Regions from separate parts of the Homo sapiens genome. Here region 1 is linked to region 2. A link is a contact called in ENCODE Hi-C or POLR2A ChIA-PET data. All regions are on one chromosome and are shown on one strand. The core of a region is the stretch at or near the end of the contact, and the rest is flanking DNA. Distances in the headings are between cores, read along the strand shown.

What was found. A loop is a pair of places that touch in the nucleus more often than their neighbours do. ChIA-PET counts read pairs that join two places held with the same protein, here RNA polymerase II (POLR2A). Pooled maps may share reads with other maps.
Region 1: a pooled map shows a loop between it and region 2 (2.6-fold over the local background). The contact joins two enhancer-like sites. A Hi-C loop is called at or near these places in 1 of 50 pooled maps. POLR2A ChIA-PET finds 5 or more read pairs at or near these places in 4 of 52 experiments (AG04449, OCI-LY7, activated T-cell and 1 more).

What each region holds. Positions count from the first base shown.
Region 1 is chr7:100,742,688-100,747,146 of GRCh38, reverse strand. ZAN (zonadhesin) reads right to left here. Exons shown (of 48, transcript NM_003386.3): 8 at 445-609. Among named protein-coding and RNA genes, the nearest start is that of ZAN, 11 kb to the right of the region's middle. RefSeq lists an enhancer at 1,822-1,871. Within about 2 kb of position 1,731, at least 2 of the 41 ENCODE cell types and tissues checked have a DNase peak (open chromatin) inside an H3K27ac peak, as active enhancers do.
Region 2 is chr7:100,449,091-100,453,116 of GRCh38, reverse strand. No RefSeq gene overlaps it. Among named protein-coding and RNA genes, the nearest start is that of SPACDR, 13 kb to the left of the region's middle. RefSeq lists a silencer at 2,228-2,327. Within about 2 kb of position 2,281, at least 35 of the 41 ENCODE cell types and tissues checked have a DNase peak (open chromatin) inside an H3K27ac peak, as active enhancers do.

The DNA.
Region 1 (4,459 bases), core at 482-2,981, 290 kb before region 2:
CCAACGTGCTAGGATTACAAGCATAAGCCACTGTGCCAGGCCAGCACAACTTTCTTTTTTATTTGAGAGGGAGTCTTGCTCTGTCACCAGGCCGGAGTGCAGTGGCGCGATCTCGGCTCACTGCAACCTCCGCCTCCCGGGTTCAAGCGATTCTCCTGCCTCAGCCTCCCGTGTAGCTGGGACTACAGGCAGCTAATTTTTGTATTTTTAGTATGGACGGGGTTTCACCATGTTAGCCAGGATGGTCTCGATCTCCTGACCTCGTGATCCGCCTGCCTCGGCCTCCCAAAGTGCCCTCCCAGCCATGATTTCCACTTCATGGAATAGTCTCGCACATATTCCAGACCTCCCTAGACCCTGAGGGATGCCCCATGTTTCCCCATCAAGCCAACCCTGGGAGATGCGCCCAGATCAGTGTAAATCCCATTAATTCTCCGCTCTAACCCAAGACTGAAGCATAAATGTGGAGGGCTGCACCAGGAGACTGGCCCCGGAGGATGTAGTGGAAGGAAAAGCTCAGACAGCCAGAGGACAGGCTCACGGGGCTCAGGAGGACAGCTTTCTGCCCAGGTCTTGCATTCTTGGGGTCCAGGAGCATGTAGCAGCCACCTGTGAAGCAAAAGGCCAGGGAACTGGGGTGGATGGAATTGAGGGAAGATGGCAGCAGAGATAGGGCCCTGAGGAGGCTGTGGACTTGTCTCTGGGGATCCCCAACAGCAGCCTAGAATCAGGCAGCACTGAGGTGGTCCTATCCCAACTGACTGAGGTCTTCAACTTTTCCTAGAAATGCTTGGGCTGGGTAAGGACCCGGCGCTGCCATGGGAAGCGGCGGACACCTTCTCCAAAGCAGCAACTAGAACTTTGACCTTTGGGTGCTAACTCTTTGTTGTTGTTGTTTTGTTTTTGTTTTTGAGACAGTCTCACTCTGTCGCCCAGTCTGGAGTGCAGTGGCGCAATCATGGCTCTCATGGTTCACTGCAGACTCAACCTCCCCGGGCTCAGGTGATCCTCCCGCCTCAGCCTCCTTAAGTAGCTGGGACTACAGGTGTGCGCCACCACGCCCTGCTAATTTTTGCATTTTTTTTTGAAAAGATAGGGTTTCACCACATTGCCCAGGCTGGTCTTGAACTCCTAGGTTCAAATGATCCACGCACCTTGGCTTCCCAAAGTGCTGGGATTACAGACATGAGCCATCACATCTGGCCTGGGTGCTAACTCTTAAGGTCCACTAGAGTCATAGCCTGTTCCTTTTCTTTTTTCCTTTTTCTTTTTTGAGACAAGGTATGGTTCTGTTGCCCAGGCTAAAGTGCAGTGGCACAGGTCTCAAACTCCTAGGCTCAAGCAATCCTTTTGCCACAGCCTCCTGAGTAGCTGGGACTCCAGGTGCGGACCTGGAGTCCGCCCAGCTAATTTTTTTTTTTTTAAGAGATGGGCGGTCTCACGATGTTGCCCAGGCTGGTCTTGAACTCCTGGCCTCAAGCAATCCTCCCGCCTTGGCCTCCCAAAGTGCTGGGATTACAGGCTTGAGCCACTACACCCGATTGCCTCTTCCTTTTCTTTACCCGCTGGACATAACCTATTCACGCAAACTGGCGAGAGATACAGCGGCTCTGACACAGAGGAGCAAGAGGCAAACCCCCTCTCACCCAACACCACCTCGGCCCCCAGCTCAGACAGCCAATCAGCGTGGACCTCGCTAGGTGACGCAACTGGTAGCGAAAAAGAAAATGTAAGCGGCTGCCACTCGTGGGGAGCGCGCTCGCGTGCGTGCTCACGCCCGAGTCCAAGGGAGTCTTGCCTGGCGCGCGCTCACTCCTGCCGAAGGTGGGATCCTGAGCGGCGGCGAAGAGGCTGGAATGGCGGGAATGGGCGGGAGGAAGGAGAAGAAAGGAAACAACCGGGAAGGAAGAGGGAAGGGAAAGGAAAGGAAGTGGGAAAATGATGAAAGAGAAATCAAGGACACGGGCTGGCGCGGTGGCTCACGCCTGTAATCCCAGCACTTTGGGAGACCGAGGCGGGCGGATCACCTGAGGTCAGGGGTTCTAGACCAGCTTGGCCAACATGGCGAAATCCCGTCTCTACTAAAAGTACAAAAATTAGCCGGGCGTGGTGGCGGGCATCTGTAATCCCAGCTACTCGGGAGGCTGAGGCAGGAGAATCGCTTAAACCCGGGAGGCGGAGGTTGCAGTGAGCTGAGATCGCGTCACCGCACTCCAGCCTGGGCGACAGAGCGAGACTGTCTCAAAAAACAAACAAACAACAACAACAAAAAAAAAACCAAGGAGACCTATGAGAAACAGAAGAGGAGAAATGGGAGAAAAAGAAGTGAAAGGTGAAGAAAATATAAGGAAGCGAGCAAGATGGAAAAGGAAAGGGAAAGAAAGGAAAAATAAAAAGCCAACCAGCATTTACTGAAGCTGCTGGGCGCGGTACACGGTGCTAAATGCTGAGGGGTTGCAGAGAGGGCTGGTCGGCTTTCAGTGAAGGTGGGGCCAGGGCTTCTTAAGGCCTTATTTATTTATGTACGTATTTATTTATTTATTTTTATTGAGATGGAGTCTCACTCTGTTGCCCAGGCTGGAGTGCAGTGGCGCTATCTCGGCTCACTGCAACCTCCGCCTCCCAGGTTCAAACAATTCTCCTGCCTCAGCCTCCCGAGTGTTGGGATTACAGGTGCACACCACCAAGCCCAGCTAATTTTTTGTATTTTTAGTAGAGACGGGTTTCGCTATGTTGGCCAGGCTGGTCTCGGACTCCTGACCTCTGGTGATCCACCTGCCTCCGCCTCCCAAAGTGCTGGGATTACAGGCATGAGCCACCACGCCTGGCCAGGGCCCTTCTAGAAAACAAAGTTTAGGCAGCAGGAAAGATCAGAGACAGGAGTGCAGGAGTCCAAGTGGACACTGATGGAGTGGAGAGAGGAAAAGATGGGGAAAAACAGAAAAGAAAATACGGCAGAGGCAGGAGGATCACTTGAGGCCAGGAGTCCGAGACCAGCCTGGGCAACATAGCAAGACCCCATCTTTACAAATAAAGAAAATAAAATAAAGTGTGGAAATGGTAAAGTGGAAGGGAGGAAATGGATTGAGAAAGGATAAGTATTAAGGGAAAAGAAGAACAAAGAGATATAGGCTGGGCGTGGCAGCTCACACCTGTACTTCAAGCACTTTGGGAGGCCGAAGCAGGAAGATGGCTTGAGGCCCAGAGTTTGAGACCAGCCTGGGCAATGTAGCAAGACCCCATCTCTATTTTTATTTATTTATTTATTTTGAGACACAATCTCACTCTGTCGCCCAGGCTGGAGTGCAGTAGTGCGATCACAGCTCACTGCCACCTCCACCTCCCAGGCTCAATCAGTCCTCCCACGTCAGCCTCCCGAGTATCTGGGACTACAGGTGTGTGCCACCACACTGGGCTAATTTTTGTATTTTTTGTAGAGACAAGATCTCACTATATGTTCCAGGCTGGTCTTGAACTCGTGGCCTCAAGTGATCTGCCCACCTCGGCCTCCCAAAGTGCTGGGATTACAGGCATGAGCTACTGCACCTGGCCTAGTTTTTAAAAACATTTTTTTAAATTCAAAAATAAGAATTATAAACTCAGGAAATTAGGGAGCAGAACCCTCTATGCTTGACCTACAGTGCTTGGCTCAGTGAGGGGTTGAAATGTGGGCTGTGTGAGAAGATTAAGAGAGAAAGTGAATGTTGTGTGAGAGAGAAAAGGAAGAAGTCAACAGTAGAAAGAGAAAGAAGCTCAGCTGAGTGCACAGGGAGGTGGTGGAAAGAAGCTAGGGATAGACTTGGGTGCATAGAAAGAAAGAATATCAGCCAGGCATGGTGGCTTACGCTTGTAATCCCAGCATTTTGGGAGGCCAAGTGGGTGGATCACGAGGTCAGAAGATCGAGACCACCCTGACCAACATGGTGAAACCCCATCTCTACTAAAAATACAAAAAATTAACTGGGCATGGTGACGCACACCTGTAATCCCAGCTACTCGGGAGGCTGAGGCAGGAGAATCGCTTGAACCCGGAAGGCAGAGGTTGCAGTGAGCTGAGATCGTGCCATTGCACTCCAGCCTGGCAACAGCAAGATTCTGTCTCAAAAAAAAAAAAAGAAAGAAAAAGAAAGAGTGTCGCCTGGATTTTTGCAAAAGCCTCCTAAACAGCCTCTCTGCATCGACCCTTGCCTGTTCTCCTCAGTGGATTCTCAACACAAAAAAAATCCTTAAAAAATAAGTCAGATCGTCCCCGTCCCCCTCCCCCTCCCTCTCCCTCGTCTCCGTCTCCGTCTCCCTCTCCCCACGGTCTCCCTCTCATGCGGAGCCGAAGCTGGACTGTACTGCTGCCATCTCGGCTCACTGCAACCTCCCTGCCTGATTCTCCTGCCTCAGCCTGCCGAGTGCCTGCGATTGCAGGCACGCGCCGCCACGCCTGACTGGTTTTGGTGGAGACGGGGTT
Region 2 (4,026 bases), core at 1,032-3,531:
TGCCACTGCACTCTGGTCTGGGTGACAGAGTGAGACTCCATCTCAAAAAAAGAAAAAAAAATTAGCTGGGCATGGTGGCGCGCACCTGTCATCCCAGCTACTCGGGAGGCTGAGACAGGAGAATTGCTTGAACCTGGGAGGCAGAGGTTGCAGTGAGCTGAGATCACGCCACTGAACTCCAGCCTGGGCGATAGAATCAGACTCTGTCTTCAAAAAATAAAAATAAAAATAACAAACTTCCTCAGGCTTCAGGGAGTGTTGAGTTAACCTGCAGAAACAAGGTAAGTTCCTGGGAGGTGCTAACTAGCAGTTGCCGGAGACAGAACCAGCCCAGCCTTTGGGCTCACAAAGACCAGGTTCAAATTCTGCCTTTCCTGGCTGTGTGACCTTCAGCAAGTGAATTAACCTGTCTGAATCTCTGTCTCAAAAGCAAGGCTCTGTCTCAAGAAAAAAAAAAAAGGAAAATAAATGAAATAGTTATTAGAGTGTGGTCCTGGACCAGAGCATCGCATTCCCCAGAGAGTAGTAGAAATTCAAACTCCAGGCCCTGCACCGCAGACCTACTGAATCAAAAACCCTAGGATGGGGGCCAGCAATCTGTTTGAACACGCCTGCTGAAGTTTGGGAATCACTGCCACACTGCATGGGAATGTAGACTGTTGGGATTCTGAAGCTTAGGACATATCACAATCTCCTGAGAGCTTGTTAAAAACACAGATTCCAGGCCGGGCATGGTGGCTCACACCTGTAATCCCAGCACTTTGGGAGGCTGAGGCAGGTGGATCACGAGGTCAGGAGATGGAGACCATTCTGGCTAACGCAGTGAAACCCCGTCTCTACTAAAAATACGAAAAATTAGCCAGGCGTGGCGGCACTCACCTGTAGTCCCAGCTACTTGGGAGGCTGAGGCAGGAGAATTGCTTGAACCCGGGAGGTAGAGGTTGTAGTGAGTGGAGATTGCACCACTGCACTCCAGCCCGGTGACAGGGCGAGACTCTGTCTCAAAAAAATAAAACAAAAACAAAAAATAAAATAAGAAAAAAAAAACACAGATTCCAGGCCATGAACGGTGGCTCACGCCTGTAATCTCAGCACTTTGGGAGGCCAAGGCGGGTGGATCACCTGAGGTCAGGAGTTCAAGACCAGCCTGGTCAACATGGTGAAACCCTGTCTCTACAAAAATATAAAAATTAGCTGGGCATGATGGCAGGTGCCTGTAATCTCACCTATCTGGGAGGCTGAGGCAGGAGAATCGCTTGAACCTGGGAGGCAGAGGTTGCAGTGAGCCGAGATCAAGCCACTGCACTCCAGCCTGGGCAGCAGAGCAAGACTCCGTCTGAAAAAAAAAAAAAAACCCACAGATTCCAACTGGGTGTGGTGGCTCATGCCTGTAATCTTAGCACTTTGGGAGTCCAAGGTGGCAGGATCACTTGAGCCCAGGAGTTTGAGGCCAGCCTGGGCTACATAGCCAGACCCCATCTCTACAAAACAAACAGACAAAAAAGAAAAGTAGCTGCTGGTGGTGGTGGTATGTGCCTGTGGTCCCAGCTGCTCGGGAGGCTGAGGTGGAGGATGGCTTGAGCCCAGGAGTTTGAGGCTGCAGTGAACCATGATGATGCCGCTGCACTCCAGCCTGGGCAACAGAGCGAGAGCCTGTCTCAAACCAGACAAGACAAAACAAAACAAAAACCAGATTTTTGGCCTCAAAGTCAGAAACTGAGGTGGGGTCTGGGAATCCTTTTTTTTTTTTTTTTTTTGAGATGGGGTCTCACTCTGTTGCCCAAGCTGGAGTGCAGTGGCACAATCTCGGCTCACTGCAACCTCCGCCTCCCGGGTTCAAGCGATTCTCCTGCCTCAGCCTCCAGAGTAGCTGGGATTACAGGCGTGCACCACCACGCCCGGCTAATTTTTATATTTTTAGTAGAGACGGGGTTTCACCATGTTGGCCAGGCTGGTCTCGAACTCTTGACCTCGGGTGATCTGACCACTTCGGCCTCCCAAAGTGTTGGGATTACAGGCATGAGCCACCACGCCCGCTGGAATCGATATTTTAACCGGAGATGAGTTTTATTGGGGTGGGGGGTGCCCCGGAGGCTGCACTGCGGGGAGATCACAGAAGGCACCTTGGGGTATTGGAGACTCTGGCCTGGGGGACTGAGGACTCCCCTTGGGTGGAGGAGGGGAGATGCAGCTGGAGAGAGGACACCTGGACACCTGCCCAATCCAGTGACGTCAGCCTCGTCTGCTGTCAGAAGGGGGCGGGGCCTCGGGGGCGGAGTCTCTCCCGCCTCAGCCCTCGGTCTAGTCTGGCCACCTTCCCAGTCTGGTGGGTGCAGGTGGGGAGAAGCCTGGGTCTGGGGGCAACAAGCGCGGGTAAGACCTGTAGGGGGCCAGCTAGGGACGCCAGCGGGGGCCGGGTGGTCGGGCGTGGCGGCCGCGGCGAAGCTGGGGGACTTGAACAGCCTGTCTCGTCTTGGTCCTGACCTCCAGGTGGCGCCGCGGTGCGCGGACCGGCGTTAAGGTCGCGTCGCCCTTGGCCTCTGGCTGGGGAAGCCCCTACGGCCTAATGGGGGTGGTGGAGGAACTGCTAGAGGGGCTCTAGGCCATAGCCGGGAACAGAGAGACCTCCCTATGTGAGCCCCCGGAGACCCTGACCGCGGGCTCTGCCGCTCCTCCCAGCACCCCTACGACATTAGCCGATGGGGGAGCCGACATTAGCGGATGGATTCTTAAACACTAAAGGGTCTCCAGAGCATAAAATGGGCACTGGTGACACTGCTTCCACGGGACGGTTAGTTTCTAGTGAAAACAGCTTCTCCACTGCGCATGATGGCTCATGTCTGTAATCCTGACATTTCGGGAGGCCAAGGTAGGGAGAACTGCTTGAGCCCAGGAGTTCAAGACCAGCCTGGGCAATATAGTGAGACCCCATCTGTCGCTTTTTTTTTTTTTTTTGAGACGGAGTCTTGCTCTGTCGCCCAGGATGGAATGCGGTGGCGCGATCTCGGCTCATTGCAACCTCCACCTCCCAGGTTCAAGCGATTGTCGTGCCTCAGCCTCCCGAGTAGCTGAGATTACAGGCATGTGCCACCACGCCCAGCTCATTTTTTTGTATTTTTAGTAGAGAGATGGGGTTTCACCATGTTGGCCAGGCTGGTCTGGAACTCCTGACCTTAAATAATCCACCTGCTTTGGCCTCCCAAAGTGCTGGGGTTACAGGCGTGAGCCACTGCGCCCAACCATGAGACCCTATTTCTAAAAAAAATAATTTTAGGCCGGGTGCGGTAGCTCACGCCGGTAATCCCAGCACTTTGGGAGGCGGAGGAGGGTGGATCACCTGAGATCAGGAGTTCCTGACCAACCTGGCCAACATGGTGAAACCCTGTCTCTACTAAAAATACAAAAATCAGCCGGGCATGGTAGTGGGCGCCTGTAATCGCAGCTACTAAGGAGGCTGAGGCAGGAGAATCGCTTGAAACCGGGAGGCAAAGGTTACAGTGAGCCGAGATTGCGCCACTGCACTCCGCCTGGGCAACAGAATGAGACTCCGTCTCAAAAAAAAAAAAAAAGAAAAGAAAAGAAAAGAAAAAATAAATAATAATTAAATTAACTGGCCATAGTGCCATGCACCTAAAAGTCCCAGCTACTTGGGAGGCTGAGGTGGGAGAATTGCTTGAGTCCAGGAGTTAGAGGCTGCAGTGAGCTGTGATTGCATCACTGCACTCCAGCCTGGTTAACAGAGCAAGACCTTGTCTCAAAACAAAACAAAATTCAACAAAACAAATCCTGCCTCATCCGATTCTTGGCCAGGACACACTGGTGTGGAAACCCTCCTTCCCCACCAAGTTCGCATCCTGCCCGGCCCCCCGGGTTCCACCTGCAGCCACTCTATCCCTCTAGCCCAGAACTAACCCAGCCTCCACCCCTTGTCGTCCCTTTGTTTTCAGGATAACCTGAAATCCTAGCACTTTTGGAATAAACCTGTAATCCTAGCACTTTGGGAGTCCAAGGTGGCAGGATCGCTTG